2 separate regions of the Homo sapiens genome follow, and region 2 is linked to region 1. The links are chromatin loops, found by intact Hi-C in ENCODE. Cell type or tissue: heart left ventricle. All regions are shown on one strand. Each heading gives the region's core, and the rest is flanking DNA. Links, peaks and the distances in the headings are about the cores only. Region 1 overlaps USP24 (ubiquitin specific peptidase 24). Region 2 overlaps PRKAA2 (protein kinase AMP-activated catalytic subunit alpha 2).

Region 1 (12,515 bases), core at 1-8,000:
CTGTACTGAGGACATCTTGCTACTTTTACTTTCTGTTACGTGTTTTGGTAAGTAGAGGCAACTCAGCTATGGCTATGTAAGGCTTTTGGTGTCCTCATAGGGTGAAGGGGAGGAAGTAAGAGGAAGGAAACCAACATTTGCTAAAAGCCTGTCAGGCGCTATGGTAGGTGGCCTGAAGATAAACAACTTAAGGAATATGCAGTACAACTAACTGAGGAAAAATGAGGTTTTTTTTTGGTTTAGTAATTTTTTTTGGATGAGTACATTTAAACTTTTTAATTGAAGAAAAAAAGAAGTGACATAAGAGGGAAGGATTGGGGTAGACAGTGGAAGGTATAGAAGCAGCAAAGGAAAGAGGACCAAGGGAGCCGAGGGTACCCTGCAGAATCTACAGAAATAAAGTTAGGAAATCAAGGCCAGAATTTCTGAACACAACAGTGGAACTTGGGAATTTTAAGAGTATCAAAAGCAGAGGGAAGGGTAATCAGTTGGGGGAATAGAGGTAGCTGAGGGTGGGAGGGGAGTAAGAAGTGGGTGATCTTGTCTTACCCTTTGCTTAGTTTCTGTGTAGCCTGGCAGGGAGACATAATCCCCAGTCAGCCCACCTTGCTGCCTGGCAGGAAAGGGCATAGCATAGAAAAACACCTTTAGTGGAAGTAAATAATTCACCCCCCTGCCTGGAGCCATATCCAGGGGGCTTTGATCTTCCCACTGCCCCCCTTCAGCAATGTGTACTTTGTAAAAGTCCATGAAAGCACTTAGTAAACTGAAAAGTGCTATATAAAAGGCAAGATATTATTGTTTAGAATGAAATAATGGTACACCAGTATTTCTTTACTGGGAGCAGTGGGGAAATAAAAAAGAAAGAATATTCCTTTCGAGTCTCACAAAATAACTCCAAAAATTCTCCTTTTACTTTTTGAGTTTTGTTATAAAACAACAGACATAAATGAAATGACTGCAAAGAGAAGCAATAAAGATGCAGTGATGCAACTGACTAGAAAAGCTAAGTAATGTTTAGCTGTAACAAGGAAGGAATAATGGTCAGGAGGGATATTCTGGTTTCAAACGCCACTTCCCTGGAGGGAGGGAAAAATCCATTCAGCTTTGACCTTTTATATATAAAAGAAACGTGTCTGTTGCTGAGAAGACAAGACCATTTTTCTATGGACACCCTTTTCCTCTTACTATTGAAGGTTCTAAACATCTTCAGTAACTGGATGAATTTTAATCATAAGGAGAGGTTGCTAAGTTATTTGAATCACTGAGCTAAGGAAACTGGAAAAATTCAAATTGTATCTGAGTGAAAAGAAAGCAATGTTATTGAGTTAAAAGAAAAATTCCTCATAACCTGAGAATTACCAGCTCCAGTTTGCAAATACCTTTTAAAATTTCTAAAGCTGGGTTACATGTAGAAAATTCACCTGGTCACATTTCAGTGTCAGAAATATAAAACACAAAGTTCTTCAATGCCCCCAACTAAACTTTGTGATCAAACACAACATAAGAAATAAAAGCCCACTGAGCTAAGAGTCTCTTAATATACCAATGAAAATTAGTTGGCAGTATCCAAGATCCTTTAAAGAAATACTTAACAAAAGCCAAGGAATATGTTTTACTAATGAAATTATTAAGCCACTAGTTATTCTACCAAAACTTTTCTTATGTTAATAATAAAATGAAAATCAGAAAGCGGAAGCCTTTCCAGTGCTAGGCTTTAAGTTTGGTCTGGGCACCCTGAGGGTCTAGGTGAGAGGACAATGCTGCTCCAATTAGGGCTGCTGCAACAACAGAAGCACAGTCCACTGAGCTGGCTGCTGTGATCAGCCCTCTCAGAGGAGAGGCTTGAGGCTTAAGGACTGGAACAACAGGAGAGCTGCAATCATTACCGCTCAATCTGCTAACCACCACCTCCAAGGACAGTCCAGAAGTTCACAGTAACCTACAGTCCCAGTCCCTCTTATACAAGTCCGTATCCAACCCTACCTTCTAAAATGAAGCCCCAGCAACAGATACTCACTGAATGACTGCCTATAGAATTACTTTAGGAACATGTCTAAATGAAGAACCTGAAACACTACTATGTGCAATCGATGACTGAACCTCCTTCCTTTCTCTCTCTCATACTATGAATGCTCCTCCATTTCTCCTTTATGGGAGAAAAACAAGCACAATATTTATTTGGAGTCCACTGTACTTATTAAAACTGTGCATACTTTAGATTTAATTTTAAAAAGAAAAACTAAGTTGAAAATCTTCTAATTTTATGAAAATTATATAATAAAATTACTCTTTGAATGTGATCCTAGATTTTTTTTCCCATTAAGAGCACCTCCCAAGCTTTAAATAATAAAGCATAGGTCATAAACAAATTTTTAGACATCAAGTTTAATATGAACATTAAGAAACACTAAAACATACTATTATTTTAAAATTGTGGTGTAATTTATTAAAGGAAATTATTAAACTAGTATACCTTTTAGTTGGTTCCATCTGCAAATTCTTACCTTGAATCCATCCTTCTTGTTTTTTTCCAAACCTGACCATTCTCCAGGCTGAAAATTCATTTTAAGAGAAATATAAGTGACTTGGTAAAAGCAATACCTATAATTTCCCGATCTTGGACTTTAAGGTAAGAGCTTCCAGATATGGCATTTAGTTTAATTTACATAACAGGGGAGGAAAATTATTTGGCTCTAATTACTCAGGGAATACTGTTGCTCTAACAACAAAATCAGATAAAAGCTGAAACCAACCCTCTTAATATCTTCTATGCACTTGATGATGTAGCTCCTCTTGATTGCTTCTTTCACTGCATATGCATCACTAAGGATTGTCAGGTGCTCCTCCAAGGCCTGCTGAATAAGGCTACTGGGCAGGGTTGGAAGGTGAGCCAGTTCCCAGAGTACGTCTAAAACCTACAATAATATTACATATGATCAGCCAGCCAATATGCAAATAGCTGCTTTGAGCATTTGTAGCTAGAAAAATCCATTTGATTCTCCTGCCTTTCCAGAAGTGGTCTCAAAGCGAGCTTCCCGGCCTATTCGTCCAATCAGGCTCAAAAGCTTCTGTCTTACTCTATCACTCTCAGTCTCCCAGCTCTGTAGAACGGAAAAGACACAGGAATTGCTTCACGATCAAACTGGCAAAATATGCAAAAATTTTAAACTTGAGCTAAAAACATTAACAACGTAAGAAAAGTACATTTAAATACTGCTAACTGGTGGGGAGGAGGGGTATTCAGGACCTCAAAAGAGCTTATTTTAAGAAAATTTAAAAGTAAGCAAGTCTGACTGAACACGTACCTTCTGAATGAGAACAAACAAATGATTAAGCTGATCTGAATTAAATTTCACAGCCGCTGCAGCAATAATAGTATGAATGTTCTCAATCACAGTAGATGATTGTCCTGACTGGAAAAGGAAACATTGGAAAAAAATTAAGTCTTGGAACTCGGAACAACCTAAGTCTTCCCCCTGGCAACTTACAGAAGCACAAGCAAAAATATAACAAAGACAAATTGACTCTAGTGTAATCAGCATCCACTTGCATAATATTGGCAAGACTATATGAAGCAACCATTATTAATCGTTATCAGCTGGCCTTATTTAAATTCCTAGAAGCATTAATTCTTTAAACCGACAATGAAAAAAAAAAACCCCATGAGAATCAAGTTCTCAGTGTGACATATTTCACTTCAAGAAGAGAACAAAATATTTTCAACTGCTGAAAGATTTAAACAGATTGAATTATAAAACAAATGTACCCACTTTTGACATTTTATAAATGATCCTGAAGGTTCCAATTGAGCGTATTACCTGCCTCATTATTTATTTTACTCATAGATACTTTGTGATTTCAATTAATGTTTATTTATCCTATTGGCAGTAAGTCTTTGCTGCAGAGCTATAGACCCTATTGTCAACCTTAAGGTTTAAATTCACTTTATAACGTCAATTATGTCACTGTCATGCCTCACTGTTCATCATGTGAGATGTGAAATCAAAGAGGACATTTTTAGATTCAATTCCTTAAGAATTTTCTCAATATATACTATGCACATAGAGTCATTCATTGAATGTAGTAGGAATATACAATATATAAATCATGGTCTCTAATCTTCAACCTAAATCTTCAACCTTATGTGGATTCAAAATTTATACTCGCAAAACAAAATTATATGAGTGTATTCCACCAACGTCAAGACATGGGAAGTAATATCTTGGGACCCGGGACTGTTTTCTTTTACTCCTGCACCTGACTTTTTATAGTCTGCTCTGTAATGCTGGGCTGGGAGCCTGCCAACTACATTTCCCAAACTCCTCTGCCAGCCAACTTCCTGTTACGTTCTGCCAATGAGAGGAAGCGCTGGGAGATGAGTGGCAGGATGAAGGATGAAGTACGTCTGGCTTAGGTTCAGAGTGGATGCAGATGCTGGCTGTGGCTGCAAGGGACTCTGGAAACCTTGGTGGCAGTAGCACCTCTTTGACAGTTCCAGCACTTAAAGTAAAAGCACCTCCAAGAGCAGCTTCATTTCCTTGAACTTAATACCCCTTCCTTCTTTTTGCTTCTCCAACATTCTCTTTTTTTGCTCCTCTACCTTACTTAGGAAGACTTTTGTAAACAATCCCCTGTAATGAATTCCCTTTGCTTGATATACCTAGCATAGTTTCTACTTCCTGACTAGATTCTGACTGATACAGTGACTAAGTTGATACAGTCAAAGAGTGCTCCAGGTTTTTCTCTGGCTTACCAACTAGATGAAGAATAATACCATTAATGAAATAGACTGGAGAATGACCATGTTTGGATATAATGAATTTAAGATGCCAATGCACTATGCATGGGAATGTGTGTTACATATTTAGATATACTGCATTGGAGCTCCAAGAAGAGATCTGAATTAGAGATTTAATTCAGAGTCAACAGCATACAAATGTAGTCAAAGCCACAGGAATGCCTGCAATTGACTTATGAAAACCAATACAGTGAGAAAAGGGCTAAGAACTAAGGCTTGAAAAAAACAAATAAAGTCAAAGTAGAAGAGAATAAGTTAGTAAAGGGGACTCAAGGAGCAATGCTAGGAAAGTTAGGAAAACCAGTAAAATGGACTATGACCAAAGTGAAGAAAAAAAAATTGAAGACTATGTTGGATTCTGTCACACCTCTTGACAGTCCTAGTAAGATGAGATCTACAAACTCACCAATCATCTTTATTTAATAGGGACTAAATGGGAAAAAAATTATTAATGAAAATTAATAATATAATGAAAAGAACACTAGATTGATAAACAAAGACACACACCTATTCCTAGCTCTGCCACTAACTGCTATATGACCTTCTCATTTTTTAATTTAAAAAATTAGAAGACCAGACTAGATCAGCAGTTTGAAACTTCTTGTGGTGAGTGGATTTACACATACAATCTTAATAAAAACCTGAAACTGTAAAGTGGGTTAGGTACAGCTGCTCTGTTTAAAGCAAGATAAAGTTTCCGTTTTCCTGCTCTCTCATCACCCTTTTCGCTCTCCTGTAGTCCAAAAACATTAGCCAAAGGCAAAAATAATTCTGATCAACCTACCTGTATCTTCCAAATTTTAGTGAGTTCATCTAACGACAATTTACTACCCAAGAGTTCAATAATTCCCTTTATACGGTCACAGTATTGTGCTTGGTCTATGTTGCCTAATTGAAGAAACATGAGAGAGAAAGTCAGATATAGTGAACACTGACTCTCTAAATATAATTCTATTGATTCAAAACAATAACTTACTATAAGATCATTTAAAGACTAATACAGTCAAAGCAACAATTTTGTATACTTTTTAATACAAAGATATATTATTTAAATTATGTGTTAGGTAATTTTTATTTTTGAAAGCAACTTACCTTCCAGTGCAATCGACAGAACTGAGTTTTCAACTAGCCAATCTAATAATCTGTCTGTATCTATAGCATTCTTCACAGATTTGGATAAAGTGCTATCTTCTATTAGTTTGGTTACCTAAAAAGATAAGATTATTGTGACTGAGTCTAATATACATTATCAAATATTTATATAGATAGATAGATAATTTTTACAATGTTACAATGTGCTTCAATAACTAGCCAAAATATATCAAAGGCCAGTTATAAGAAGTTAACAGACTACCATTTGTGATGTCCCTTTAAAAAGAACATGGAGGGCCAGGCACGGTGGCTCACGCCTGTAATCCCAGCACATTGGGAGGCCAAGGTGGGTGGATCACTTTAGGTCAGGAGTTTGAGACCAGCCTGGCCAACATGGAGAAACCCTGTCTCTACTAAAAATATAAAAGATTAGCTGGGCGTAGTCGTGGGCGCCTGTAATCCCAGTTACTCAGGAGGCTAAGGCAGGAGAATTGCTTGAACCTAGGAGGCGGAGGTTGCAGTGGTCCAAGATTGTGCCACTGCACTCCAGCCTGGGTGACAGAGCGAGACTCCATCTCAAAAAAAAAAAAAAAAAAGAACATGGAGTCATTCTTACAGCTGTCATTCCCTGGACCACTGCTAATTGGCTCAGGGATGAACATCTAACCCAAACCTCAATCAGGCACTCCCTCCAAATTTTATATGTGGAAAGTATACAGAAGTGTCAGGAAGACACTTCATATGCAGAAGGAGTGAGTCAGTCCCTCTCCGGTGATGGGAACTGCAGGATGTGAAACATCGGATCTATTCATTGTCTTGATCTCTACCGTATGAAAAATGCCAAATGCAGGTAGAGAGGCAGCAAGGCCAACATACTAAGAAAAGCAGGGACAAGACTTGGACAGAGTCCTGACAGTGGTCAGCTTGCAAATTCTAGTTGTTCTGTTGCCCACATGTGCCCATCCTTTCTTGTCTGGCTAGTAAACCTTTCATTCATGTAAAATAACCCAGCCTCTTTTCAATGAACTCCTCTTTTGGTCTAAAATGGTTCAAGATGAGTTTCTTTCACTGGTAGTCAAGAATCCTAACAATACAAAACCGAAGGAAAAAATAAGTGAATTATAACTGAACTGCATTGGCTCCATGTGTCACACACCAAAACCAACTGTGCTGTTTCTGTGGATATGATAACAAATTCAGAAAGCTACAGAAAATTATTTCCATCATTTTGCTTTGACCAACACTGCTGCAGTCATTTAGTTTTTGTCCCAACCCCAGTTAGAAGATTTGGTTTAAGTAAACTTACACCTGAAATAAAACAAAACCAACTGTACCCTTAGAGCAAAAGTAAATCTCAAACTGTATATTCTAAGGGATTATATTCTAGGAAATTTCACAAAAACAGTAAATATTTTAAATATTTCAGATGTAAATTTTGAAAGTAACACAGAAGATGTCTTTACCAACAATTATATACAACATTTTATACACAATCATTCTCTTTTTTATATGATTACAATAAATTATTCATATTTCCCAAAATTGTTATATTAATAAGCATACATCTTGGCAGAACTTAGTATCTGTGCATTAAGTCTTGTAGAAACAAATGAAAAACTTACTTCTTTGAGAGAATTCATCTTAGCACTGAAATGTGGTGATTTCAGCATGCGCAATAGAATATCTAGTCGAAGGTCATCCACAATTGTCACCAGATCCGGTTGGAAGCGCATGCAAAGTAACTTAACGGCAGACAAGAGCTCAGGGATGCTAACCAATCTCTTTTATTGAATAAAAACAAAAAAACAAAAAAGGAACTGTAAAAACATTTTGATCCCAATTCTTATAACATACACAAGAATATAGGGTAACAGTGGTCTGGCAGTATCTGATATTTTACAAGGCCAATTAACTTCATTTTGCTTAGAAACAAAACTTAGCACATGGGTGAGCAGTAAAGGAAAGGGAATGGTCCTGTGAAAAATTTAGGGTAGACAAAATAAGTCATATTAAATTTAAATGGTAAAATTGCTTTAAACAACTCTGGGTAAGTTGTAACACTGTATTATTTTAAAACTTTCTCTATGCCAATTGTGATACCATCAAAATCATGTTAGTAAAATTCTGAATGGTATCACTTACTGAGAACACTGTATTAACTCTATTGACTAGAGGTAACAACCACCAATGGTGCTTCAGAAACAGCACTTTTTAATTAGGAAATGTAAAGTTAATTCGATGTGAATGCATGTGACCAGAATTCAAAGAGCATGGTGTGTGAACCCTGCTAAGTCCTGGCTCTGCTTCTGTGAACTAACTGGCACTGGGGCCTATCTGGCTGGAGAAGGCATTTACCTTGTCTTTGAGGTCTTTCTCTTCTACACTCCGTACATCCTGGATTGTAGTAAGAATGACTGGGTCTAGCATGGGCTGTAGAAATAAAATGCTACAGTTAAGAACTCCCGAAGCTGTCCCAAAAGTAGAGAGAGAATACTTCTTCATCTACAATTCACAAAGGAGAAGGTGCAATGAAAAGATAAAAATTTTCATATCAGAGCAGCTACTAACTAGCTAATACTGCCAAATAAACCCTTAACTGACTCTGCTTAATCTTAGGTGCCTCAGCTTCTTTACTATAATATGAGTACATTTTCTGTCATTACTATCTTATAAAGGTAATTTTGAAGAGTGACTCAAGACACACAGTCTAACTTTTAAAACACAGCATGAATTGTTTTTATAATAAATATTTTGTGCTTGATTTTTAAAACTGAATATAAACACAGACCATGGAAATTATGCTGTCATATGAACGATTTTTGCTTACTGATGTGAATGAGGCCTATAGATGAAATTCATACAATACACTGCTCCAGAATGGTAACACAACCAGAAAACTAACTCTGAAGAGTATGTGAGAATGGTAAAGTATTAGCTATTAATACATCTAAATTACCACTTCCATCTAAGTAAGAAAATATTTAAAACTTAGCTGATGAAGAAAGAGATAAACAATATTTGGCTGTCAAAGCCAAGAATACATTAGCAATGAGCTAAAATGACATCAGGCAGTTATCCAGATAGAATTTCTTCTTTTACACTTAATGCCAATTGTATAGGAAGGAGAGCGAGCTGTTATGGTTAAGAGAGTCATAGTGCTCTTTTCAGCACATGCTGTTTAATCCTTACTGCAACTCTTGAGACAGCTATTACTATTATGGCCATTCCACAGATTAGGAAATTGAGGCATACAAGTTAAATAAGAGTCTTCTGAAGTCATACAAGTAGCAAGTAGTAGAGACAACTGTTATGTAAGTAACATGTATTATATGAGTTTATTGCTGAATGAATTTAATTTTGGATGGTTTGACATAATTAAAATAAAGATGAAGTCAGATGTGCTTGGTTGGGAATTCATACACTTCTTGTTCTTTTTAAGGTACACTCTGTTTACATATATAAAATCTGGAATTTCTAAAGACCTTAATATTAGTTAGCAGCTGGGGTATTTATGCTAAATTCTCTTCCACATAGCAAGGCATGAGCAAAGAGCATGTGTTTAAAACCCAATCCTGACCCTGATTATTAAAGTATTAATGTTTATTATTAAAATATTAAAAAGTCCAATCACTTTGCCTCTTTATGTCTTAGTGTTTCAACTATGAAATTAATGATATTTATATGCTTAATAAACTGAAGGAACATTAGCTGTTTCTAAAGGTTTTAATATACAGAATGGAGAAATATGTAAACAGCCATCCTATTTCACCTAAAACTCTTGCAGGATTACCTTGACATCTAAAGAAAGCATTTAACATTTAGAAATTACAGAAATTGGCTAGGTACAGTGGCTCATGCCTGTAATCCCAGCACTTTGGGAGGCCGAGGTGGGTGGATCACGAGGTCAGGAGTTTGAGACCAGCCTGGCCAGCATGGTGAAACCCCATCTCTACTAAAAATACAAAAATTAGCCGGGCATGGTGGCACGTGCATGTAGTCCCAGCTACTCAAGAGGTTGAGGCAGGAGAATCGCTTGAACCTGGGAGACAGAGGTTGCAGTGAGCCGAGATCACACCACTGCTCTCCAGCCTGGGCAACAGAGCGAGACTCTGTCTGGAAAAAAAAAAAAAGAAAAGAAAAGAAAAAAGAAATAACAGAAATTTCCAGAACCTACTAAAAAAAAATCCTATCTCCCTTATTAAAATGGCCCTAAGTAAATGTGATGTTGGAAAGAACAGTGCATTTAAAAACACTGCTCCAGAAGGACACTGTGCTTTCAAAACCATTTATGGTGATTTTTTAAAAGCTCTATAGAAGTTATAGGGTCCACAGACTTATTTATAAAAATAAATAAACAGAAGTATTTCAACGTGACATTTTGTTCGGTAAAACTTGTTAACTGAAATGAAGGAAACAGGATAGCAGAATAGGCTTTTAGCATTAGAAAACTGAACACTCACAGCTTTGACTGTTCTATGACCTGCTGACTTACAATCCTACGGAGGTAGGAAATCAGACAAGATGTGCTGTTAAGCTGGTATTCAGAAGTGAGCAACTGAGCCAGTAAGTGAGCCTAGCCGATTTAATACATAAATACTAATCTGATTCAATACATAATGGCATTAAATCCTTAAATAATCCTGTGAAGCAAATAAGGATATGCTGCCTACTTTATAGATAAGAAAATGAAAAATAAATAAAAATTATATTTTATAAAATGATAAACTGAAAAGGTAAATGGCCTTCTCAAATGTTAGGTCTCCTATACTTCAAATTATTCAACAATTTTTATTATCTGATGGCATTTTTATTAAAAGGACAGCTAATGTGAAAAAAGGAGTTACTCTGGATTAAAGACCACTCTGAATAACCTGATAAAAAGAAGTTATTACTGTTTGCATGTCTTCAATCATATGAAGTAATGTGAAATGGTTTAATCCTACCTGTACCACGGAGGAATTGAGGTACTCTGCACACACTCCTAAGGGCTGAATCAGTGCTGAGACAGCCTGGAAAAAGACAGTGAAGATTAAAAATACATTTGAGAGGATTTTTTTCCTGTCAAAATTAAACAAATCCCTTTTCATGTATCAGAGAAAAGTTTAAATAGTGAGTTGATCAAGTCATGAATAGAAGACTAGAGAAACTAAACTCCTGGATAGAAAGAATTGATATAAAGATGTCAACCCGCTTAAATTATTATAGAAATTTAATGTAATTTAAATCAGAATATGTCAATAAAACATCTTTGGAGAATTAGATAAAATGATTTTAAAGTTACATTGTAGAATACTATACATTTTTTTAAAAAAGGAGAGAATAGCTGAGGCATGAAATATTCCTTAAACAAAAAACACTGAAGGCTTACTTGAAGAAAATTATAAAACCTTACTAAAATACATTAAAGCAGCCCAAATAAATGGGGAGACACCATGTTTCTAAATGGAAAAGACCATTATTGTAAAAACATCAATTCTCTCTGCACTGACCTATAAATTTAATGCAATTCCAAACACGATCTCAGTAGAATTTTCTACAGCAGAACCTGACAGGTTGACTACACCCAGAACATTAAAAATATGGAAACAATAAAAAATTTTTTTAGAAAAGAATGATACTGGGCAGAAGTGACACTACCAGTAATGAACACAATGTTGCAACAGTACAGAAATGAACCAAATAATGAATGAATTAATAAATGACTGGAACAGAGGTCCAGAAACAAATCCATTGGCACACGGGCCTTTGATATTATTAAGCCAGCAACTACAAATAATAAGGAAAAGAGAGATTATTCAACAGAGGATCTAACAACAATTGGCTACCTATTTGGAAGAAAATAAAATTAAATCCCTATCTTTTCAAATATACAAAAATAAATTCTAAATGAATTCAAGGACTAAGTTAAAAAAATAAAAATATGAAAGTATAAAAAGAAAAAATATATTTTTATAAACTTGAGGTGGGAGAACATTATCTAAGCAAGTTAGAAAACTTTTAAGACACCAAGGAAAAATTTGACTACGTAAAAGTCTGAAACTTCTATATAGCAAAAGATACCATCAATAAAAATGAAAAGAAGCAAAATACTAGGAGAAAAGATTTACAAATATGCAAAATAGATACAGCATTGATAAGCTTAATATAAAAATAATTCCTAAAAATTAACAAAACACGTCACCCAAAGAGACCTAAATAAACTAGGTCAATTCACAGAAGAAATACAAATAACCAATAATCATATGACAAAATGCTCAAGTTCACAAGAAATCAGAGTATTACATATTAAATAATAAAATACCATTTTTTGTCCATCATACTGGAACATTAAAGATTGAAAATATTTAGCACTAATGAGACTATTATGAAATGGGTTTGTGGGAGTACTGATGGGCAAAAAAGCTTTTTAGAAAGACATTTAGCACTGTCAATTATAATTTTAAAACAAATATACAGTTGACCCTTGAACAAACAAGCTTGAATTGCATGGGTTCACTTACATGCAGATTTTTTGAACAAAATGAGGACTGAAAATACAATATTCCTGGGATGCAAAATCTGCATCCCAGATTGAAGGTTGACTTTTCATATACGTGAGCTCTGCAGGGCTGCCTACAGGATT
Region 2 (17,350 bases), core at 5,388-13,387, 1.6 Mb after region 1:
ATTGTGTTTCCTAATTTTTCCTTTTAAGTGTTTTGGTCAGCTTTTCCTTTACCCAGCTTTCACTGCTGCTTCAGGCAGTTGCGATGTTAGACAGTTGCCATTGATTTTTGTTTTTTCTTTTTTAACAAATGCCCTGGGGAGAAGGCTGTTTGCAGGAGTAAGCTCTGAGTCAGGTCACATAAAAACCAGGCTTGTGAGTGGAGGTTTCCAGAGAACTGCTAGACATGTAAAATAATGACAGTTCTCTCATGGTAAGATTTTTGGGGAGCTCTAAACTATTCTGCTCCTCTATTCTCCCCACCTCAATGCCCCAGTGATTGTTAAGCTCCTGTTTTCTCAGCTCTGTGATTATGAGGCTGTTGGTTTTCAAGGCTGCCCAGGAGCTGGACAAAGGGAAGCGGACTTAGGGCAACTTAAAAAGCCACAAATCTCACCTTTCTTATTGAGATTCAGCCATTTTTCTTGAATAAACAGTCTTCAGATTGTTGCAAGCCTTTGGTTAATTTCCAGGGTTCTGAAAAAATTGATTTTCACAGTTTTTGGTTAATTTCCGGTGTTCTGAAAAAGTTGATTTTCACAGTTTTTGCTGGTATTTTATTGTTTTATGGAATAATAGATTTTTTGAGTTTATTTTGAAAGTGCTTAACTTTTCTATTTGTCATTGATATTTAAAAAATATTAGACATGTAACATAATTTTTTGCCTTCTTTTACTTCTTTTGTAGCTGGGTGTGGTGGTGTGCACCTGTAATCCCAGGTACTCGGGAGGCTGAGACAGGAGAATCACTTGAACCTGGGAGGCAGAGGTTGCAGTGAGCCAAGATTGCGCTACTGCACTCCAGCCTGGGTGACAGAGCGAGACTCCATCTCAAAAAAAAATATATATAGAAAAGATCTATCTCAAGTTATTTTTATTGCTGAACATTAATAGGTGCTTAATATTATTATATAGCCAATAAACACATGAATGAATTATTTTTTGTGTCCATACTTTGTCTATTTATCATATATGCAGCATTTATTGAGCATTTACTCTACTAGGTAGTAGGGTAGAGCTAAATAAGGTATGGTCACTATTTCAAGAAGTTGTCGCCGGGCGCGGTGGCTCACACCTGTAATCCCAGCACTTTGGGAGGCCGAGGCGGGTGGATCACGAGGTCAGCGACCATCCTGGCTAACACGGTGAAACCCCATCTCTACTAAAAAAATACAACAAAAAATTAGCTGGGCATGGTGGCAGGTGCTTGTAGTCCCAGCTACTCGGGAGGCTGAGGCCGGAGAATGGCGTGAACCCAGGAAGCAGAGCTTGCAGTGAGTGGAGATTGAGCTACTGCACTCCAGCCTGGGTGACTGAGCGAGACTCTGTCTCAAAAAAAAAAAGAAGTTGTCAGTTTACTGGGCAAGATTAAGAAAAAAATCAACAACTAAAAGAATGTATTGTGATAGAAAAGTCTAGTAGCTGTAGAAGTTTTATCTTTGTACATATCCTCAGGGCCTGGCACACCAGTATTTCTTACTTGGACTATTGCAACTAGCATCACCATCATCATTTTTATCTTTTCTTTTTTTTTTTTTTGAGATGGAGTTACACTCTTGTTGCCCAGGCTGGAGTGCAATGGCACGATCTCGGCTCACCGCAACCTCCGCCTCCCAGGTTCAAGTGATTCTCCTGCCTCAGCCTCCCTAGTAGCTGGGATTATAGGCATGTGCCACCACGCCCGGCTAATTTTGTATTTTTAGTAGAGACGGTGTTTCTCCATGTTGGTCAGGCCGGTCTCGAACTCCCGACCTCAGGTGATCCGCCTGCCTCGGCCTCCCAAAGTGCTGGGATTACAGGCGTGAGCCACGGCGCCCAGCATCATTTTTATCTTTTCAATTCATTTTCTATACCACAAACAAAATGATCTTTACAGAATGATAACTAGGTTATGCTACCCTGTCTCTTTAAAATCCTTCAATGATTTTCATCAACCACCAGTTCAAATCATGAGATTTCCTTTTTATGGCCTACAATTCTTAGAAATATCTGATTTCATTTGGTACTCCATCTCATAACTCATTCTTCTTTCATGATGTTGAGCTCATTCCAGTTCCTAGAGCACAGCATAACTCTTTCTTGTCTCATGGTCTTTGCACATATTGTTTCTTTTGCTGGGAATATCTGTTCTGCAACTCTTTGCATAGCTGACTTCAGATCATTCTAGTGTCAGCTTAAATATTACTCAGAGTGGCTTCCCTGATCACCTGCCTCTCATTCTAAATTATATACTCTCATTTTACTCTATGCAATTTCTCTTGCAATCTTTATCACAGGATTTGCATATTTGTATATTTGTAACTATATTTTATGTATATTTGTTTAATCTCTGTGCAGCTAAAATATAATCTTTGGGAGGAATGGTTCTTTTTGTCCATAGTATGTCCTCAGTAAATATTCAAAAATAAATTAATCAGTGAATAGAAGACATTCAGTCAGAATATATCTTCATCTGAACTTAGGGGATGCCCAGTTCTACCAGGTAATAATGCCTAAACAATCTCGAAGGAGTAGTTTGTGTTAGATGAAAATGGTTTGGTATTCTAGGATAACAATAGTAACATCAAGCACAAAGGCCCAGAAGTGTGAGAAAATAAGGCTTAGGAGAGCAGTTCTCAGACTTTTTGATTTTAAAATCTTGTAACTCTTAAAAATTATTGAGGACCTCAAGGGGGATTTTTTAAAATGTAGGCTATTATCTATCAATATTTACTACATTAGAATTAAAACTGAGAAATTAAGAAAATATGTAATTTACTTAAAAATAACTATGTTAAATAATACATCTTTCATGAAAAATAACCATATTTTCCAAAAAAAATTGTGAGAAGAATTACTTTATATCAAAGACAGCTAGGTTCTCATACCTTCTTCATTCAATCTGTTGCACTATTTTGTATTAGCTGAAGTGTGGTTTTCATACCTTCTTCATTCAGTCTGTTGCATTATTTTGTATTAGTTGAAGTGTGTAAAGAAGGTCTGACCTCACTCAGATAAGTGGTTGGAAAAGAAAAAAAGCATATTTATTATTATTAACACCAACTTTATCAGAAAGTCTTTAAGTATTGAGAAGCTGTTAAACTCACACAAATAATACAAAATTTGAAATTTTTGCTTGAAAGCTTGAATTTTATCATTGGCAACAAATATTGCTGGTTGTTTTCCTTAAAGCGATGGGCTTGCTTTTTTCATTTTTGAGAAAATGTTGTCCAAATGCCAAGTCTTAATAACCATAGTTATTCAAGGGTGGTGGGTAATTAACTTGCTCAGGATCACATAGCTAGTAAGTGGCAGAGCTAGGTCTAGAGACCAGATCTTTTGATTATATTCTATTATATTGCCCTATGTCTAAATTATTTGGACTTGCCAAACCATGTCTTACAATAATGTATTGTGGTGTTTTTCCTAGAGAGCATGAATGGTTTAAACAAGATTTGCCCAGTTACTTATTTCCTGAAGACCCTTCCTATGATGCTAACGTCATTGATGATGAGGCTGTGAAAGAAGTGTGTGAAAAATTTGAATGTACAGAATCAGAAGTAATGAACAGTTTATATAGTGGTGACCCTCAAGACCAGCTTGCAGTGGCTTATCATCTTATCATTGACAATCGGAGAATAATGAACCAAGCCAGTGAGTTCTACCTCGCCTCTAGTCCTCCATCTGGTTCTTTTATGGATGATAGTGCCATGCATATTCCCCCAGGCCTGAAACCTCATCCAGAAAGGATGCCACCTCTTATAGCAGACAGCCCCAAAGCAAGATGTCCATTGGATGCACTGAATACGACTAAGCCCAAATCTTTAGCTGTGAAAAAAGCCAAGTGGCATCTTGGAATCCGAAGTCAGAGCAAACCGTATGACATTATGGCTGAAGTTTACCGAGCTATGAAGCAGCTGGATTTTGAATGGAAGGTAGGAAATTATAATGTAATAAGATCATTTGTAGAAGCCATTTTTCTATATTATAAGCTGCTCTGAGCTCCTGAGTTGAGTATTAAGCCCAACTTTTTCTAGTAATATGCTATGCACATTAAAAACAAAACAAATAACCTCTATAAGGATGAAAAGTGGTTGATACTGGGAACCAACATATTTTGAATTATAGAAGTGTTCTTGGTCAAGAAAAAAGTAATCAACTAGAAATCATCTGAGAAAATAGCTTACCAGTTTCAGCATGCATCATAGCAATGAAAAATCATGAGTGTCTTCAAAGATAGTATGTTTTTACTTTCTCTTTTTTTTTTTAGGGAGGTTATTTTTCTTTTCTCTTTTTTTTAGGTGACAGAGGCAGGTGGCTGTAATAGCTAGTGGTTGATACAAATTATATCATCAGGACATATTTATTCAGTCAATAAACACTTTTCTCCAAGTTGTGATATTCTCTTTTATTTGGCTAGTGCTTTTAATACTTAGAGTACATTTTCCTTACTCTCAGCCCACAGTTTGCTTTTCTTAAAAATTAGTGCTCAATTTCATTTGAGTTCTATTTGAATATATGTGTGGGGAGGGGCATTTTTTCTTTTCAGATATGCCTTTCACTCTTGTTCTTTTCTTGAGGATTGTGAACTTTTAAAGGAAGAAGAAAAATGTGCAAACTTACCACATAAATATGCATTTGACGTGTTCAAATAAATCAGTCATTTTCATTTTATTATTTGTACATGAAATGAATATTTTCTTAAAATCATTTAAAAAACAGATCTCTCTGTTTTGGAGCAGTCTTATTTAGTTAAAAAAGAGACGTTAACATTTTTAAAATTCTGTACTGAAACATTTTGAAATTAGTACCACAGATGTTTTGAAAACCCAAAGCAGTGTTGTTTTTTTGTTTATTTTTTGTTGTTGTTGTTTGTTTTTTTGAGACAGGGTCTCACTCTGTTGCCCAGGCTGGAGTGCAGTGGCGCGATCTTGGCTCACTGCAACCCAGGGTCAGGCTATCCTCTCACCTCAGCCTCCCTAGTAGCTGGGACTACAGGCGCCTGCCACCACACTCGGCTGATTTTTTTTGTATGTTTTTGTAGAGATGGGGTTTCACCATGTTGCCCAGGCTGGTCTCAAGCTCCAGGGCTCAGGCGGTCCACCCACCTTGGCCTCCCAAAGTGTTGGAATTACAGGCGTGAGCCACTGTGCCTGGTCCTCTTTGTTCCTTCTACTCCATAATCATCCATGAACATGTTCAGGCAGAGACTGGACAACCAAATTAGAATTGATGTTTTAGAGTTGATGCTTATCTAGAGTGAAAGCTGGACCCTATGTAATCTCTGGGTTCTCTTTAAGTTTTTCCTTTATCTTTCACTTTTTTCTTCAGTACCCCAAATTTATTCAAGTAGCTTTTCCTTTAAATCTTAATTGCCATACAGTACTGCTTAGTGGGGATTAAATAAATACTAAAGTGAACTACCAGTAATATAAAAAAATTATTCGTATTCCTTTCCTACCTCACCCCTATTAATTATTTGTTTTGACTTTTTTTGCATAAAAAGGTAGATATTTTGTAGTTTATTATTTTTATTGATTTTTCACTTTAGGTAGTGAATGCATACCATCTTCGTGTAAGAAGAAAAAATCCAGTGACTGGCAATTACGTGAAAATGAGCTTACAACTTTACCTGGTTGATAACAGGAGCTATCTTTTGGACTTTAAAAGCATTGATGGTAAGGAAGCTATGCATGCATGAGCTCTGAGAAGATAAAACTTGGCACTAGTTGACCAGATGTTAAAATCATCTCGAAGACATCCGGTGGGTAGGTCCTGCACTGGTTTTTAAGCAATCTAGACTTAACCAAAATGTAAGTGAAGTGAAAAGGATGAAAGACATGTTGAATACCTCTTACCTGGCATCTTTCCACAAGAAGTATCTCCGTGGCGTAAAAGAATCATTTGAAGTGTTGGCCGTGGAGCACAAGTAAGGAACAACAGGGAAGCAGGTTTTACTTTTCAAAATTAACTGACTTGTCAGATTCTTTGTCATATTTCTCCATTCATATTTTATTAGTTAGTATTATAGTGTCTAAACTTTCTCCTTCATCACCTTTCCTCATCCTGGGTGGCCAGGGCGACCAAATAGGTCTCCATTGGGATTTGGGTTGGATTTAGGTACCCATGGCAATCAAGGAGCCAAAGGCGTCAGGGAAAATTGTCATGTCCAAGAACTTAGTGTGTGCCAAGAATTAAACTTGGGTAAACCAAATCTGATTATTCATTTCAGAGGCCCAAGTGGGATAAAACCAGAATAAACTAAGGGTCAGGTGCTGGATGGAACAAGAATGGAACGGAGTTTAGAGTTAGGGAAGTTGTTTTAAACGAAGCATTTAAATTTTACTCTTGAACTACCATCAACTATGTATGGTAGTGTTTATATGGATCCCAGACCTGTTTCATCGAAATTACATGTTGTTGTTATTAAAACGCAGATCCCTGGGAACCACTCCAGACCTATTAAATCAGAATTTCTGGAGATTGGTCCTGGGAATCGTAGAAAATGCAGTTTTAACAAGATTTCTCTCACTTTGCCCTCCACCTCCCCAAGGCAATATATGATGGTGACTTTTGTTTTTACCTTAGTGATTTTTTTTGTTGATATGCTAGAAGAAAATAAGTTGTCAAGGATATGCTTTCTTCACATGCAGAGATATCAGTTTGATTCCAATATCAATGCCGATTACTCCAATTTGAGCAGGACTTAGGGGCCACATTTTGACTGTGTGCAAGTCTTGTGATTGGTAGCGATGTTTGTTATGATTGTTGGAAGGAAGAAGACTGTGTTTCTACAACACAGAAACATGACATTCATTATTAAGTTGCCCTTGCTCAGATGTGTTTACTTAATATTCTGAATATCATAAATTCATAGGAAGGGCTTGGGCATATATACTTTCCATATAAATTGCTCTTCTTTGGTCCATTTCAGATGAAGTAGTGGAGCAGAGATCTGGTTCCTCAACACCTCAGCGTTCCTGTTCTGCTGCTGGCTTACACAGACCAAGATCAAGTTTTGATTCCACAACTGCAGAGAGCCATTCACTTTCTGGCTCTCTCACTGGCTCTTTGACCGGAAGCACATTGTCTTCAGTTTCACCTCGCCTGGGCAGTCACACCATGGATTTTTTTGAAATGTGTGCCAGTCTGATTACTACTTTAGCCCGTTGATCTGTCTCTAGTTTCTTTCTGTTATTGCACTATGAAAATCAGTTATATTCTTTAAATTTTTATCTTACTTTTGGATAATATCCACTGCAATACTAATTGAGAAACATGAATTATTTCCAGGGGCACACAATGCTATTGAAATTACTGAAAACAAAATATCTGACATCTTATTTACTTGTAGAAATCTGTAATTCTATTGTGCCTATGATAAATTCACATAGGCAATATCTTTAATAGGTTAATATCAATGAAGATTTTTAATTACAATAATGAGTTCACTACAGACGATTAACACACCACACTGGCGAACCATCTCAATGTAAGGGTGGTTTGGCAACACCTCCTTGCTTTGCTGTTTGGTGTAGGTAAATCTAGTTTACTTCCTAAATTTCAGTAGGCTTTATGCTGTGTTTATGCCCCCAATTTATTTTAACAAAAGAAGATTAAAAAGTAAAAGAACCACGAGTAAGATATTATTTAAATGTTGAAATCTTAAAAACCTGCCTCCAAGATTTCAGAAGCCAAGTTTTTCTAACAGTATTTGTACAAATACTGCCTAGTGTATTCAACAGAAGGACTGTGGTCATGTAACAGGTAACCACAATTTTCAGGTTTCTTAAAAACAGCTGTAACTAACTCAGGATTTTTATCTTGAGATTTCCCTGAATAATATATTTATCTTAAGAGCCTTCAAGTTTCAAATTAATATTGGAACATCTGGAATTGCAACAACTTTTGTCTTTTACATAAACTTACGTCATTTAAAAAATGTCTTCAAAATCTACCTTTCTCAAATTCTTTTTGCCTCTATTTATTTTTGCATTTCACCAACAGTGATAAAATAGTTAAATGAAACAAAGCAAAGTATCAACAGTCCCTTAAATGAGAATCCTTATCTTTGATCTTTATTTTCTGTGTTAGGTGTTAGGGTCCTGGTGCAGCTCATAATGCTAATTCTTCATTGGAAGCCACTCCCTTCACCTCACCTCACCTAGTCACTATTGTCTTTGTTCATTGTTTGATCCTGAGTGGTTGATTGATATAGCTTTGAATCTTTTCTAGTCCAAGTTTGAAAACACTGTTCTGGCCCTAAGGGCTGGCTATGACCTTTACTGTTGAACCTGATAGGGCAGGGAAGCTTTGAACATCAAGAAAAAATTTTTATCTTAAATAAATAAATATATATATTCACACACCAGTGCTTTTAAGCAAAAACCAGTTTTTTTGTTTGTTTGTTTTGCTTTGTGCAGGTTTTCTTTAAGATTAAAAAAACACAAACTATAGCAGGGTAGATAATAGTTTATTGATTATATTTTGTTTTAGTAAAAGTATTTAATTTTAAATTCTGTGTAATTTATCTAATTTGTATTTATTCATTTGTTATTTTTATGTTGTAATTAACACTTATTTACCTGGATTACCCTAAAAAAATTAAGCTCTTGAAAACAAAAAAATGACATTACCTTGACAGGCTTCTCTTTGCCAAAAGTAATGTATGTTCTGCCAAGAAGCAAATGAGAATGTTAGACTAAGTTTCTCCTGTGTTAGTGGAAAACAAGTGTGTCTATCTTTAAATATTCTTTGAATCAGGAGTTTGCGTTGTGTCACATCATATGGCTTTGCAGATCTTTTAAAAACTGATGTTAAATAACTTATAAGTCCAACTTCTTAATATCAAGATAAATGAATAGTTCACCAATTTGGGAAGGAGGGCGGGTTGCAATTTGAGATAGTTTAAGGTTTAATTATTGAAAGACTGCCATCTTGTGGCACCAAAAGGTAATTTTTACATGATTATTTGTATAGTGATAAGCAGTCCTGCTGTGTTAGCCTGGTCCATTATAGATATGGCATAGTTTTGGGTTCTCTAAATGGGTCCATACCTCTTTTGGGAAAAAACAGGGCCACCTCATAATATTTGCCTGATTATGAATGGAATTACCTTAGAAATAAGGAACTAATCAGATTACTTAACCCCAATGACAAAATCCACAAAAATTTTGAAGGCAGAGAAACAGAAGGAATCCAGTGATGTTTTAGCTCCATTAGTCTAATAGGTCAGATATTAAAAAATTGTTCATATCAAAATTACCTTATATGGATTATTGCCATGTTTTTTGAGAGTTAATTATTTACTGTTTTCTAATTCTTGCCAGTATTTATGAACAGCTGTAGCTTGATATTTACCTACTGAATTTTAGGAGAACTAATGGTCACAGTTTGGGTTCTTTTATGTGTATGTTTTTAAAACAGCTATTTTGTGAATCTAGGTGGTTGGTTTTTAGAAGATTTCAGGAGATGCAGTCCAGCACAATTAGAGCTGGAACATTGTTACAGCAGGCTTTTTGTTGCTCATGGGCAGATAGAGGGAAAGAATCAGTTGTTAGCCCCAAATTTCCACATTTCAGTGTTGTAAACTCTGAATGTGATAGGTAGATGTGGGCTAAGAATAATTTCCTCCAGTGAAGACACGGGAGAAGAGCTTCTATTATGAGGTTATAGATAAGGCCTTAGTTATATCATGGAAATGGACTCCATGTAGTTCTAGAACTGCATTTCCCAAAGTATATCCTGTGAGATGCTCCACAGAAAAAATGATTGCATGGACTAAGTTTGAAAAATGTTGCATGCTACTCTTCCCCTCGAAGATGACAGTGGATGTCAGCATTAAAGACTTTGACAGGTCTTTCTGTGAAAAAAAGAAAGCCACATAACTTTGTTGAACTTTGCCCAAATTAATTTTTCATTTTAAAAAACTTAATAGCCCATGAAAAGCAAATTTGGGAAATACATTTTTTAGGAAAATACTGTCCCAGAATGCCATAATTAGGGTAGTTAATAATTAACACTTCCATTTCTCTTACTGGTTGTTGGGAGAATCTGATTGAAAATTAGAATTACTTTGTTTTAACTTGCAGACATGTTCATCGTGAGTGAATGCTGGATTAAATAGAATTTTCTGTGTCTGCAACTTGTTTCATGACACCTTGGTTTTCTTAATCATCTTGTATTATTATTTGAGTGCAACATTATTCTTATGCATGGGTGACTGAAAAACCTGAAACAAGATTACTTGTTAAAAAAAAGTCTAAGAGACTAATGACTCATGCTTATGGCTCAGTGGGTAATGAATCAGTGTCACTGATTCTTACTTTTAAAATGTGTAGTCAGTGAACATTTTCTAAATACTTTTCTTTGGGATACCATATGAAGATCTAATTCCTTATGTTTCAGTGTAGGAACAGCTACCTTCTCAAATAGAATATGCAGGGAGGGAAGTAGGCAAACCATTTACAAGTTGGGTTTTTGTTTTGATTAACCTGTTAAGAGACACTTTTGTAATCTCTAGTGTTTACATTCCTTTATACTAGCTATCTATAAAGAGAATCCAGAAGGCTAAATTAATCAGAAATAATTATATTTCTATGTCAGGGTATTGGCTATATGTAGCATGAACAATTCTCCATTTTCTGCAAATGGGTTTTTCAGGACAGTTTTATAATTCTGAGTTTGCTTTTTCTTATTCCCTAGACAGTTTGTACTCAGGGAATACAAATTGATTTTTACTGTTAAATGAGACATAGTTTAGAAAAAATCATAAGCAACTATTGTAGATTTTTGATCTGTTTGGATTTATCTGTAGCATTGAATAATGTGCAGTGTACTGAGTTAATGTAGGCACCTCACTTTGGATTTATAAAATGTAAAAACCTGGAACATGCCTGCCACAGACACCACTTTGTCTATTCACCGGGTACTAATTTACATCCTATTAATGGTTGTAAAAGCTGAGTGTCTAAATGCTAGACATGTTCACAATTTTGTCTGTTTTTGTTTATTTGTTTTTAAGACCCAAACCTTTTCAATCTTGCATTTATTTACTTGGTTCTCCTGTGTCACCCTGTGGCTTTTTAAATAGGGAATGTAATTTATTTTAATAGTAGTTCTCAAAGACTCTATTAAAAACTCTGGACGAGGGATATGTGCAATCTGTTGGTAAGTCACATCCTATGTTTGGCCTCATTTTTATAACTCCTAAAATGAGAAAGGTAGATTTTAACACTTCTAAGGTACCTTTGAGCTTTAAAGTTCTTTTCTGCTTTTCCATATGATTTGTGTTAGTGTTCACTTTTTATATATTTAGAGTTTTTATATGAGTGTGAATGTTTCTGTTTTGATTTGGTGAGGCATGTCAGAGGTATATACTTGAATATTTTTCTAAATACAGCTGCTGGAGGAATGCAAATGGCAAAAATCATCCAGAAAACCAAACACGGTGAAACATCACATCCATTTGGCATGAAGCAAAGCATTACAAATTTGGAGTGATGAAAGTGTTCCATATATTTTTTATAGTGATTTTTCGATCTAGAGACCCTTCATATTGTTTACTTACTATTACGATAACTTTGAGAGGTAACCAGAGAAAGCATTTTTGCCATTTCCAGATGAGGAAGCAGGACCAGAAAGCTCTTCATAAAGCTTTAACACCATACAAGTATCCAGCAGTGATCAATTGCTCTTTATAGGAAACCACCTTTCCTCTGGGGAAGAACAGTCTGAATTAATAAAACATCAGAGTGGTTGAGTAGTAAAAATAAACACAGATGTATTGCTTTCAAGTCTTAGAGTGACATAAAGTAGTCTTAAATAAATAGTTCTTAGTTTATTTTAAGCAGTTGATTGTACTAACGAGATGTAATTATCTGAAGTATTTATGATTAGCATATTGGTTTTTATAAGTATTTCTGAGTTATTGAGGGTGCTTAAAAATGCTGAAGAAACTTTAAAACATGATTCTTCTTATAATTTTATGTGATTCTTATAGCACAATCATTTTTGAAAAAGGAAAACTAGGCTGGGTGTAGTGGCTCATGCCTATAATCCCAGCACTTTGGGAGGCCAAAGTGGGTGGATCACCCGAGTTCAGGAGTTCGAGACCAGTCTGGCCAACATGGTGAAACCTCGTCTCTACTAAAAATACCAAAATTATCCGGTGTGGTGACAGGCTGCTTGTAATCCCAGCTACTCGGGAGGCTGAGGCACGGGAATCTCTTGAACCTGGGAGGCAGAGATTGCAATAAGCCAAGATCATGCCACTGCATGCCAGCCTGGGTGACAGCACAAGACTGTCTCAAAAAAAAACAAAAAAAGGAAAAAGAAAACTAGCCCCAGTCCCTGTCTAAATTGTTATAGTTTTTGACTATTATCTGAATTAGTCTTATCCAAATTTCATATGCAGATTGATTTTTCATTTTGTATGTATATTACATGATATAACTATTTTCATAGAATATATTTCTAATTTACAAACACTGAATTATTAGCTTGATAGAGTTTCTCCCAAACCTTATAAAACTTTGAAATGTACTTATGTTTGAGCTTTAAAAATTATAAAAACTTCATTTAAACAAGTTGCTGGCATCATTACTAGCCTTTCCACCTATAATTATGATGCATTTGATGCCACTGAACAGTAATAGCACAAAGAACAGGTCACACAGTCTAGACTGGATTGAGTTTTAATTAAACTTCTTCATCCATAGCCTGATAAGAATCAGGCTGGGTCTAGAAGAGTTATCAGACTGTAGGCCTGTATTAATTTTGCAAGCTAATGTTAATGTTTACTGCCAGCCTTGCATAGCAATGCCAGTTTGCAGTTGTGACTATGATGTGACTTTTGGTAAAAATGGTTTATATCTAAAGTAGTTTAGATTTTATGGAAGTGGCTCTTGATTGTTTGGACAAGCAGGGTAGGTAAATTTCAATTACGTTTGAAGTGTAATTAAATCCTAGAATAGAGCACTCTCCAGAAAAAAAAATGAAAAAAGAATTTGGAGAATATCCTGGCATGAAAACTTTTTTGAATAATACGTAGAATTTTGACAAGGTTCATACAGTGCATACAGTGTGACCTTTTCTGAGGTGGGCAGGGAGGGTTGCTACGTTGTGTTGATTTAAAATTTCAAGGAGGAACAAAAACATTCTAGCCAAGGAGAATTGCATTGTTATTTTTTTTTCTACTAATTTAAACGTGCATTTTTCACAGTTACACATTTAAGTTTTGCTACCAAAAATGGCCATTTTTCTAGACAGATAACATTTTCCTAAAGTGGAAGAGAGATCCACTGTTCTAAAAAAAAAAAAAAAAAAAAACACTAAATTGTGCCTTCTCCCTTAAATTATAAGAAGAGTAATAGTAAAAACTTGTTTAAACTATATTTTCTTTTTTTCTAATCCCTCTCAGTTCTCCTTAGATCTGCCTCCTACAAATGATCATGTTGTTTGCATCTGCCTGATTGAGTTCCCTTGGTCAAACCTCTCCCTATCACTATCAGAAGTTGTTCACTAAATGTATTTTCCTATTTCTTTCATGTTGATTGACTTTATAAGTCACCTTGGTAAACATAACATTTGGCTACCTTCTCATGCTTTATAAATGAATTTGATGAATGGCAGTTTTTATATTTTAACCCTTTAAAAAGTTTGTCAAGGAAACAACTCAGAGCTAAGAACAAAATCTAACTTGGAATCAGTTTCTTCCTTTGGCTGCTGAAGCAGCAGCAAGTCACGTAACCTCATTTAGTTTTTTGATTTACAAAATGTGGATAATAACCTACCTCACAGATGTGTGTGAGCAACTGTTTGAAAGCCCTTGTTTAAATACAGGGTTTATATCCCCACATTCAATGTAAATTCCTTTTTTTAAAAAAAATAAGTATCTTTGATACTGATAGGATGAGTATCTTGATTTTTAGGTAAGATCACAGTTTCACAAATTGTGGTGTTGTTAGGTGACATTTAATATTTCTTGAGACCTCAAGTATTCAAATATCAAACTTGTCCTGTGTTGTAACAAATATTCAGAATCTCTTAAAATGTTGGCTGAAGCTGCCTTAATGTACCAAAATACAGCTCTCAAGACTGTTCACAAATATCTGTGGTTGTACAATGTTTTGAACATTTAATGTAAAGTTGTTGTAGAACTGTGAACTCTAAGGATAGTATCTTTATTGTTTTAGGAAGAATGGTTGTGTTCTTTGTCATGTATGCTTAAATATACAGTGGATTTTGAATGCAACAAATAAAACTGAAAACAGCCATTTGGTTGTGTCATGACAATCATAATATAGGATATAATATTTACTTTTTTTCAAAAACATCCTGCATTCATTCATTCTTAGCATACCTTTGAAAAAGAAAAAAAAATCCATAGGTTGATACATTGACCCATTGAAGTACTTCATTACGTATTTATTGAAAATTTTTTTTAATTGTTGAAATTGGGACCACTTTTTATAATTGGTTTCAAGAAAAAAAAATGAACAGACTTCCAGTGCTTTTCTGTTCAAATAAACTCCGATTCAAATTTCAGTTTTGTTTGTTATATACTTTTTGTGAGTGTTAAATGATATGGGAAGGATTTGTCTTTCATTAACCATATGGAAAAGATGTCTTCCTGAATTACATAGCATTTCATAGTTACAGATTCTTCCTAATTAATGTTTGCACCATATGAAACTCATAGGTAACAAACACAAAGGAGAAAAGCAGCCTGTCTGATTGCTTATAAGCTTTTTTCACAAAATCAAATTAAAAGTCTCTGATTCATTTGAAAGCTATTTTTGTTTCTGCTCCATCATTATGCTGGTATTCTGCACACCAACTAATAGTTACAGGAAAGTTGTTAGTGGAAAAGATTGCCTATACTCATTGGTGATTTCACACCATCTTTTTTCATTTTTGTCATCTTAGTTGTACATTATAGTTTTTAACTTGAGTTATTGCATTGGTTTTCTACTGTTGCTGTAACAAATTACTACAAACTTAACGACTTAAAATACAAATTATTTTATTGTTCTATATGTTAGAAACCCAGCAGGCTTAGCTGGTTTTTCTGCCTCAAGTCACACAAGCTGAAAACCAAAGCATTGATAGGGCTGGGCTGTGGAGGAGAATCTGTTTCCAGTTGCATTGAGTTGTTGGCAGAATTTCATTCCATGGTGCTGTAGGATTGAGGTCCCTGTTGCCTTTTTGGCTGTTGGCTAGGAATCATTTAAAGCTTCTAGAGGCCATCATCCCTTGGCCCTTGGCTCCCTTCATCTTCAAAACCAGCAACAAGTGGCTTATGGGTTGGATCTCTTCTTCCTTCTCTTCAACTACATGTTTCTGACTTGCTGAGACTGACTTTACTGCCTTCCTTTTCAAATTTTAAGGGCTTATGTGATTAAGTTGGGCCCACCTGGACTATGTGCTTTTTGAAAAGCATACTTTAGCCCTCATGAAAAAGAAAAATGCAAGCATATTAAAATCAGGATATACAGGTAAAGATTTCAATTTGCTTTTTCTAAACTTGAAGGAAAAGAATGGATTTGTTTTTATTAGTGAAAATATTTTTTATTTCCTAAATTGCATAGATAATAGATGCTTCCTGTAGGAAATTTGAAAAGTGAAGGAAATTTAAAGAATCAGAAAAATCTCACCCATAATAAGAGGCAGCCACTTCTTAGTTTTGTTATTGTATGTTCATATTTTTCCTCTTCCATTTCTTCCCCCTAGAATATACCTTTTAAAAGTTTTGAAGATTTGCAGGAGAGGGCCTGGTCAAGAAGGTTGCTATGACATCTTAGAAGAGTGAGTATATCACAGAGAAACTCAGAAGCGGGAAGGGAGGTCTTGGGACATCTTAAGGTTGCTGGAGGGCCTGGCCTATATGTCAGTGAGTTTATGAGTAGGCCAGTGTTAAGCCTCTGTTACAGTAAAGTGCTTTAGTATGCTGCCTTTTATCTGATGATGCCATTATCTTTACTATATTTTTATACAAAATTGAAAATAAAAGGTAAACTTAGTCTTTCCATTGAAGCTTTATGCTCAATTAGGGTTTCTAGGAGACAGATGACATCTGCTTAGAATATTACTGAAGTCTTAGTTATGGTGTTTACATTTTGAAACCTTGCAGATTAATAATGTGAAAAATATAGTTTTGATGCTTTGATTCCAAGAATGGAGGAAATGTGACTGATATTAGTGAAATAGAAACATAACTGCATTAAGTATGGATAGAAAGGATAGAAAAACAATCATTTTTTTCTAAAAACCTATACCATATCAATAAATAATAGTTAGGTACTAGTTTATATTAGACAAAATAGTTTATACTTTAGTATACCATATTTAATAGGCTTTTAACCCTGAACATTTTTCTGTCTATGCAAAAAAATTACTTAACAGCCATTCTTTCAAGTCTTACAATTTGAATTTTAAAAATGTATTTTTGTTTTCAGCATCTTCCAACTTCAGAAAAAGCCAGGTACAAAAATGACACCACTTATACAGTAGTGTGTATTCAGGATTTTAGACTACTTTTATATTATTACATTATAGCATAACAACTACCCTGTGAAGTAGACGAGATGAGAGTTATTAGCTCTGTTTTTTTTTTTTTTAATTATTATTTATCTTTTTTTTAGACGGAATCTCGCTCTGTCACCCAGTCTGGAGTGCAGTGGCGTGATTTCAACTCACTGCAACCTCCGTCTCCCAGGTTCAAGCGATTCTCCTGTCTCAGCCTCCTGAGTAGCTGGAATTACAGGCGTGCACCAGCACACCCAGATAATTTTTGTATTTTTAGTAGAGACAGGGTTTCATCATATCGGCCAGGGTGGTATCGAACTCCTGACCTCAAGTGATCCACCCACCTCAGCCTCCCAAAGTACTGGGATTACAGGCGTGAGCCACTGCGCCCAGCCTAGCCCTGTTTTAATAATAAGGAAATTGAGATGCAAAGAGCTGAGTCAAATTAGAACAAGGGGCCATGTAATGAGGCAGAAAGTGCAGGGGACAAACCTATCTGAATTCAAATTTAGTCCCACTGTCACTCCAAGATTTAAAAGGCTTAATGGCTTGGTGAAGTGGCAAGAGTGATGTATGGTATATGATTCTCTGTTGGACAGGATTACTGCATGAAAGATTTCTGCTCAACATAGTCATATACTCTTCTTGCCCACAGACCATACTTAGCCTTGTCTTCTACAGTGCCTACAATTATTGTCCTGGAGAGCAGGAGAGGGCTGCAATTGCCTCTCACTGGGTAGTAGATTTAGTTCAGGGGGTCCAAACAGAGGAGTTTGGTCTCTAGTCTAAGCAGAAATAAATTTCCAAT

What was found. Hi-C counts contacts between places; a loop is a spot of excess contacts. Peaks named below come from ENCODE experiments on the same cell type or tissue, not always from the same donor. Only the 100,000 strongest peaks of a DNase experiment are listed, where the experiment ranks them.
Region 2: a loop joins it to region 1, with 2.6 times the contacts of the local background. A loop is called at or near these places in 10 of 110 quality-filtered maps.

What each region holds. Positions count from the first base shown.
Region 1 is chr1:55,151,363-55,163,877 of GRCh38, forward strand. USP24 (ubiquitin specific peptidase 24) reads right to left here. Exons shown (of 68, transcript NM_015306.3): 8 at 10,837-10,902; 9 at 8,249-8,323; 10 at 7,516-7,674; 11 at 5,894-6,008; 12 at 5,586-5,689; 13 at 3,309-3,416; 14 at 3,009-3,104; 15 at 2,757-2,918; 16 at 2,508-2,555. Among named protein-coding and RNA genes, the nearest start is that of USP24, 58 kb to the right of the region's middle. In heart left ventricle, for the core only: no CTCF peak of the experiment used is centred there; a DNase peak (open chromatin) is centred at 4,369.
Region 2 is chr1:56,700,526-56,717,875 of GRCh38, forward strand. PRKAA2 (protein kinase AMP-activated catalytic subunit alpha 2) reads left to right here. Exons shown (of 9, transcript NM_006252.4): 7 at 3,446-3,950; 8 at 5,567-5,693; 9 at 6,950-14,810. The coding sequence ends at 7,188. Among named protein-coding and RNA genes, the nearest start is that of PRKAA2, 64 kb to the left of the region's middle. In heart left ventricle, for the core only: CTCF peaks have their summits at 8,950 (motif pointing left) and 9,150; no DNase peak of the experiment used is centred there.